2 separate regions of the Homo sapiens genome follow, and region 1 is linked to region 2. Evidence: read pairs that join two places in POLR2A ChIA-PET (ENCODE). Cell type or tissue: PC-9. All regions are shown on one strand.

What was found. Peaks named below come from ENCODE experiments on the same cell type or tissue, not always from the same donor. Only the 100,000 strongest peaks of a DNase experiment are listed, where the experiment ranks them.
Region 1: POLR2A ChIA-PET joins it to region 2 with 5 read pairs; 2 of 35 experiments call an interaction of 5 or more read pairs at or near these places.

Annotation. Positions count from the first base shown.
Region 1 is chr5:98,873,063-98,877,062 of GRCh38, reverse strand. CHD1 (chromodomain helicase DNA binding protein 1) reads left to right here. Exons shown (of 36, transcript NM_001270.4): 24 at 505-665; 25 at 1,950-1,991; 26 at 3,340-3,470. Among named protein-coding and RNA genes, the nearest start is that of CHD1-DT, 53 kb to the left of the region's middle. In PC-9, no CTCF peak of the experiment used is centred here; no DNase peak of the experiment used is centred here; H3K27ac peaks cover 175 bases.
Region 2 is chr5:99,018,345-99,022,344 of GRCh38, reverse strand. No RefSeq gene overlaps it. Among named protein-coding and RNA genes, the nearest start is that of CHD1, 91 kb to the right of the region's middle. In PC-9, no CTCF peak of the experiment used is centred here; a DNase peak (open chromatin) is centred at 1,974; H3K27ac peaks cover 2,258 bases.

The DNA of each region.
Region 1 (4,000 bases), 150 kb after region 2:
TAGCTGGAACTACGGGTGCATGCTACAAAAATACCTGGCTAATATTTTAAATTTTTGGTAGAGACAAGGTCTCACTATGTTGCCTAAGCTGGTCTTGAACTCCTGGGCTCAAGTTATCTTCCTGCCTTGGCCTCCCAGTCATGCTGGGATTACAGGCATGAGCTGCTGCACTCAGCCACATTTTTCTTTTATGATGTAAATTACTTTATTGATCAATGTTTCTTCACAGTTCTGATCTCCTCAGGAAAAATGCCTAGAGGTTATGTTGCTGCGTCAGTAGAATAACTTTTGGAGGCTTTTGATATAATGTCTGATTACCTTTTAAATCAAAATATCCACCAGAGGTATATATTTTTCTCTGTTTGCTCTTTAATTTTGTTTATGGAATGTTTTTGATACATTTAATAACATTTTTAAGATTCCGACCATCTTTTATAATGGTTTTTGCTCTTAAGATACAAGCTGTTTTTACACTAAGGTTGGGTAAATATTTTCCAATTCCAGATTAGTTTCAATGGAAGTGAAGGGAGGCGCAGTAGAAGTAGGAGATACTCTGGATCTGATAGTGATTCCATCTCAGAAGGGAAAAGGCCAAAGAAACGTGGAAGACCACGGACTATTCCTCGGGAGAATATTAAAGGATTTAGTGATGCAGAAATTAGGCGGTAAGGTGTTATAAGACAATCGCTTCAACTTGGTTTTAGTAGAGTGTGAAACTAAAATGTAAAAACGCCGTAATTTTCAAAAATTGTGATGAAGTTTTAGAAGAGGCAAATCTGTTATTTGAGTAGGAATTGGGTGGTTCTGCTTTTGGGTATTTGTTATAACTGAACAAAACAAGTTTGGTGTCTAATCTTTGCATGTTATTTATTTATCGCTAAACTGCTTAGACTACACAATTTTTTTTATTAATTTGACTCAATAGTGATCCTTTCGAATAATAAAAGTAGTTTTGATGCATTTGATTTTTAAAAATTCTCACGGTGTTTATGACTCCCAAAGTTACTAATTTTTTGTGGAAATTCTGTATTTTTCTAGTTTCTTAACAACAGGGTAATTTCCTTTTTGAAAGTAACCCTGTTAAAAGCATTTCTGATATGTTCAAGTAGGAATTGAGATGAGGTAAGATTGGCCAGGCAGGATATATTTATTGTAGTGTCCATTCAGAATATGTTTATATATACACATTTATTTAAGAGGAATGGGATAACAGCTTACTTTTGTTTATGTAATAGTTTTGGATATGACATTTATTAAAATCTTATTCAGTTTTGTATTTTGAAAGTTTCTTTGAAGCCATTGTAACTTTTTTCTTTTAAAATCTTAGACCTGACAAAATTCTTCCTTATTCTTTCTACCAGAAAATTTAATACATTGTTAGTCTTTTTAAAAGGCACTTTCATGACCACCTGAATTGCTGTACTTTTCGTCTTTAGTTGAGGAAGCATTTCGACTTCTACTTTACCTGGATATTTTTCCTCATTTATTAACCACTTACGTAGCTTTCTTAAGTAAAATTTTAATTTTGCATTGTTGGTGTAATACACATCTGAATTAAAGCTATTCAGTGAATTTTTATCAGCACTTGGAATGTGAGGAAGTGTAATATAATTGATAATTATTGTGGAGACACTTCCTGTGGTAGCTTCAGACCTTCTTTTGGTCTTATGAAAATAATGAAGTAATTTTTAAAACAAAATTTAGCTTCTATTGTTTTATTTATACTGATATCTAAACATCATCTTGGATGTTAATTTACCTTGTCTTACCTGGTGTATCTTAATGTTTTAACATTTTTGTTTTTAGCATAGTTTATTCATTCTTCTTAGATAACAGTGCCTTGAATTTTTATACTAACAAGTATTTTCTTATATCTGTAAATATCAGAAATACGTATAATTTTAGTGAATACTGAAGCTCACATTTACCAAACAATTATTTTCTCTTAGGTTTATCAAGAGCTATAAGAAATTTGGTGGTCCTCTGGAAAGGTAAATACGTTTATTATTCTCATAGAATAATGGAATGTGTTACATGCTGTCACCTTTATTTATTTGTATTAACATTCAGTTTAGCTACTTTGTTAAATTTGCTTTTAATCGGCATTTACAAAATTAATGTACAAGGGAAATTTCAGATTGTTTTTAAAAATGTTTTTATACTGTGTTTAATTTCCAGTCTCAAATTTCTTTCCTGTAAATTATCTATACATGTTTAAATTGCACTTTTATGACGGTAAGGCACTTTTTACAATCTTTATCTCATTTTTCATCAATAACTTAAAAGTAGCACGAGCAGATTTATCCATAGAGGGGCTGAGTTGCTAACCCAGCCTTTTTTTTTTTTCTTTTTAAATGGAGTCTCTCACTGTCTCCCAGGCTGGAGTGCAGTGGCGCGATCTTGGCTCACTGTAACCTCCACCTCATGGGTTCATGTGATCCTCCTGCTTCAGCCTCTCGAGCAGCTGGGACTACAGGCGCATGCCACCACACCCAGCTAATTTTTTTTTTTTTTTTTTTTTTTTTAGTAGAGACGGGGTTTCACCATATTGGCCAGGTTGGTCTAGAACTCCTGAATTCAGGTGATCCGCCTGCCTCAGCCTCCCAAAGGCTAACCCAGCCTTTTAACCAGCTCTGCTTTCCCTAAGTAGAGATATTTTCTTAAGTTTCTCAAATTCATTCTCTTATTATACAAACTGTATTAAAATTCAAATTAAGATAGTTTTTTTGAAGTTATCAGATAATCTCAGTAATTATTGTGATTTGGATATTCTTTGCCCTTTGTTGTGGCCAACCCACTGTCTGAATATAGATCAGCAAAGACTCAAATTAGTTTATTTTTTTACTCTTAAAAAATCCCTTCAAAAATAGATATATTTTGTTTTATTTTGAGATGGCATACTTAAAATATAATGAAATACTTGCATAATTATTTTAGATGAAAAAATGTCTTGAGTATTAATCATTCATATCTATTTGGTGCACAGTAATAAAAAGTTACAGAACTTTACTCAGCTTTTGTGTTTACAATTATAAAGCTTTACCACTTCATTCTGAACATCTTAAAATTTGATCAGTTATTAAAAGGTTTTACAGAATTGGTATATAATCTTCCATTTGCTCTATAATGAATTAAACTCATTATTATTGAATATATAAATGAATTGTTTGTCTACCACATTGTCCTGGTTTTTATGTGTTTCCTGCCATTTATGTGAACAAGAATATATAGAGCATGCAGTAGAGTGATATTCAGATCTTGAAATAGAGTGAAACTTAATCTTAAATGGCACCACTTCATTTAACATATTTACCTGAAAATTGGATTATTTTGTTACAGATTAGATGCAATTGCTCGAGATGCTGAGTTAGTTGATAAGTCAGAAACAGACCTTAGACGACTGGGAGAATTGGTACATAATGGTTGCATTAAAGCATTAAAGGATAGTTCTTCAGGAACAGAACGAACAGGTAACATTAAACTGAGAGTGATTTAAAAGAGAAGTAAATGAAAGCTTCAAAATATGCTTTATTGAGCTAGATATTATATCTTAAATTATTTATTCATCAGTCTCAAAAGGTTATTTATAAAACAAAGTAAAGCTATTCTGGGTAATAGGAAATGGAGAACAGAATTGCAATTCGAAGGCAGTAGAATCTGTTTTTAATTCCCCTGACATTTTCTGTCTGGGAGGTAAGGTCAGAAATTACTGTTTTATACACACACATATGTACATTCATAGATATATGTGTATATATACACACACACAGTACAATATGTATAGTATCTATAGGTTTTTTAGTATAGATGACTGGGAAAATATAATGCAAATATACACATATGATATTGGTTTGGGACATAATTATTTTATTATTATGCTTATTTTGCTGTTCATTTACCTGAATAAAAATTATTTAGATAAAATTTAATAAGCAGACCAGGCATAGTGGCTCACACCTGTAATCCTAGCACTTTTGGAGGCTGAGATGGGAGTTTAGCT
Region 2 (4,000 bases):
CTTGGCTCCACAAGGGGTAATGTGCACCCTCAGTCACCACACCACTGGGAAGCTACCTGGTGGAGATAAGCCACATTTATCTGTTCAACTCCAAAATCCAGTTTTGGTGCTTTCTTCCTCTGAGATAATCCAGTTTACTTTTCTCCTGTCTAACCAGACGCGGAAAGAGAAGTTCTAACTCAGGCCTTTAAAAACAAATTGCTGGCCACTCCTCTCTTGTTTGGGGAAAGGAGATGCTTTACTCTTCCCTTTTCAATTCACAGTGGGGAAAAAAACACCACTTTAGATTTTATTTTCTTAATAACATTTAGTATGCTACTTAAGAGGGAAAGTTCTGCAAATCCTGCTATTTAAGAGTAGATTAGAAAGCCAGGTGTGGTGCCTCATGCCTGTAATCCCAGCACTTTGGGAGGCTGAGGAGGGAGGATCATTTGGGCTAGGAGTGAGCAGCCTGGGCAACATAGCAAGACCTCATCTCTACTAAAAAATAAAAGAAATAGTTTTTAAATAAAGGGTGATTAGATCTACTCTAGATTGAACCATATAAGAGATTTGCTCCTAGATTAACCAGGCCAACCTAGAGAATAATTAAATTGCCATAAATGAACCCAACTATTAAAACGTCTCTGAGACTTTTTTCTACACAATTACTTATAGAAATACATCTGGTCTGGATCTGAGTCCCACCATCATAGGGTATTAGCCATGTACTAATCTCTTCCATGCTGACCTGCCATTTAACCCATTTTCTCCATGAATTTGAAATTATCTCTTTGGAGTACAAAGAGAGTTATATTTATTATCCTCAAGCTTTCAGTTGAAGGGAAGGATGGAGGAGGTGAGGGAGGACAGTTAGATTCAGGTTCAATTAAAATTTGAAAGCAGATATGAAAGTTAGACTAAATCATCATTCATACAGATTTACCTTCTTCCCCTACTGACAGACAGCCAAATAAATATGTATCTGAATACGTCTTCCTTTCTTGTAATAAACTTAGCTACAGGGAAATAATTACCATTGCAAAGAATAGAGATATATGAAGCAGTTTTCCTGCTTATATAAGATCTCAGCAATTAATCACAATCAGAAAATTTGCTTATTGTATTTTTCTCTCAATATTTTGTAACTTGTCTAATAAATCTGAAATGTTTAGCAGAGTGTCGTGCCATGCACCTGTAATCCCACCTATCTGGGGGGCTGAGGAGGAAGGATTGCTTGAGACCAGGAGTTCGAATACAGTTTTGACAACATAGCAAGACCCTGTTTCTAAACACTTAATAATAATACTCTGAAATTTTTTAGACAAAAATAAGGTATTTCCAGTCACTAAAAATATATAAAGTACTACATCTAAATGAGATTTAGTTATAAAACTAGTTGACTTTCCAAAGTCCCCTTCCTGTGACTGCTTCAGAGATGAATGCAGAGAGCAGGAATCCTGATTATTTCATGTGGGAGAAGGGTCAAGCCTCTATAAAAGCTCTGTACCTTGCCCTGTCAAGTGTGTGCTTGCCTCCAGAATTCAAACTTTGGAAATATAATTAAGTAATTAGGTTGGATTTGCACTGATAGAGTTTTTGTTTTGTCTTTGTTTTTCTTTATAGAAACAGGGTCTCATTCTGTCATGCAGACTGGAGTGGAGTGGCATGATCATAGCTCACTGCTGCCTGGAACTCCTGGGCTCAAGTGATCCTCTCACCTCAGCCTCCCAAGTAGCTGTGACTACAGGCAGGTGCCACCATGCCTGGCCCCTGACAGAAACTTTAAGAAGGCATTTAGTATTATGATGAGAGGCTTTTGCACTGATTTCATGCAAAATGGCAACAGATAATTTGTACAGAGTACAGTTTTCCAGAAATAAAGTTGTTCTTAAATGAGAATGATGTCATACTAAAGCCATATATCAAGGATAAGTGCCCAACATGTGGTCTGTGAAAAGGAAGCTCATTATAGGTTTTATGTGATGAGTCACCACAGTTACAGTCACTGGACAATGTCTTCAGTGTAAATTTTGAATAGACTTTCCAGTTCATGGAAATTTTTGGCACCTTTTATACATAAAACGTTGCAGATTTCTCCATGACCCAGTTTTTTGTTGTTGTGTTGTTTTGTTTTGTATGGATTCAGCCCAGAACTTCTAGAGAGAGCAGGGCTTCCCTCCACCATTCCATGCTGCTGCTTCCTGTGTTCTTTCTCTGTCTTTTTGACACCATTTGCTTTCTACCTCCCATGTATTCCTCATATCTTACCTGTTTAAAAGTGAAGTTAACGTTTTCATTACCAAAAACAAACAAAACCAAAGATAAAGCTTTCCAGTTACTTCAGTGAGAGCTTGCCAAGAGAGTAAGGGAGTTGCACGAGTTCAGTCCTACTTCTTGAACATTTTCAGTGGCTCTTCATCACCTACCTGTATTTTTTAAAATTAATTTCCTCAGCCTAGTATTCAAAGTTCTTTATGCCCCACCCTAGTAGCTCACTCTAAACTTAATCCTATTACTCTCAAATCATTGCTATATAAGAAGTTTCTGGCCAGGTGCAGTGGTTCATGCCTATAATCCCAGCACTTTGGGAAGCCAAGGCACGCTGTTCACTTCAGGCCAGGAGTTTTGAGACCAGCCTGGCCAAGATAATAAAATCCCATCTCTAAAAAAAAAAAAAAGTAAAAATAAAATATTATGGGTTCAATTGTATCCTGCAATAAACGTACGTTGAAGTCCTAACCCCTAATACCTCAGAATCTTCCCATGTTTGGAAATAGAGTTTTCACAGAGGTAACCAAGTTAAAATGAGGTCATTAAGGTGGAAATTTGGACACAGAGACAGACACGAACAGAAGGAAGATGATGTAAAGGCAGGGAGAACATCATGTGAAGAAGGAGGATTGAAGTGACGCATCTGCAAGCAAAGGAATGCCACAGATTGCCAGCAAACCCAGAAGCTAGGAAGAGGCAAGGAAGGATTCTTCTGAAGCTTTCGGAGGAAGCATGGCCCGGCCAACACCTTGATTTCTGATTTCTAAACTGTGAGATAATACTTTTCTACTGTTTTAAGCCACCTAGCTCTCCAGTATTTTTTGTTGTTACAGCAAACTTAGGAAACTAATACAACTGCCACATTTTAAGCTTCTGTTGATATTATTTCTTCTGCTTCTATTTCTCCCCTTTTTGCTCTTTAAAAAAAATTCTATTCATTTTTAGAAGCCCAGTCACATCTTACTTTCCTCTGTTGCCACTGTCTCTTTTAAAAACTGGGCCAGGCACGGTGGCTCACACCTGTAATCCCAGCACTTTGGGAGGCCGAGATGGGCAGATCACTTGAAGTCAGGAATTCTAGAACAGCCTGGCCAACATGGTGAAACCTTGTCTCTACTAAAAAATACACACACAAAAAAAAATTAGCTGGGAGTGGTCGTGGGTGCCTGTAATTCCAGCTACTCAGGAGGCTGAGGCAGGAGAATCGCTTGAACCCAGGAGGCAGAGGTTGCAGCAGTGAGCAGAGATCTAGCCACTACACTCCAGCCTAGGCAACAGAGTGAGACTACATCTTAAAAAAGAATAAAAAGTAAAAATAATTATTCCTTGAAATTTGAACTCCTATATCATTTCTTGTATTCTTAGTACTAATGATTTGTTATATTCTGTGGGTTATGAGGTTTAAAAAGCAATACATACCCTTGTATGTATATATTCTCTTCCTCAGTCTAGGCTTTAAACAGAGAATATGTCTTATCTGTTGATATTTAATAGGTTAGCAATGACATAAGTGTAAGTACTCAATAAATATTTTTAGTGACATTATGCTATTATCTCCTAATTGGTAAATACACTTGAATAATCTAGTAAAACATAAAAAACACCAATGACTTTCATTATTAGAAAGATGATCTAATTTTAATGAATCTTAATTATATAAATAATAAATATGATGGTACAGCATTTTTCTCCCAATCATCTTTATATGTTATGAGGTTTAAAAAGCAAACAATCTATTCATTCAATC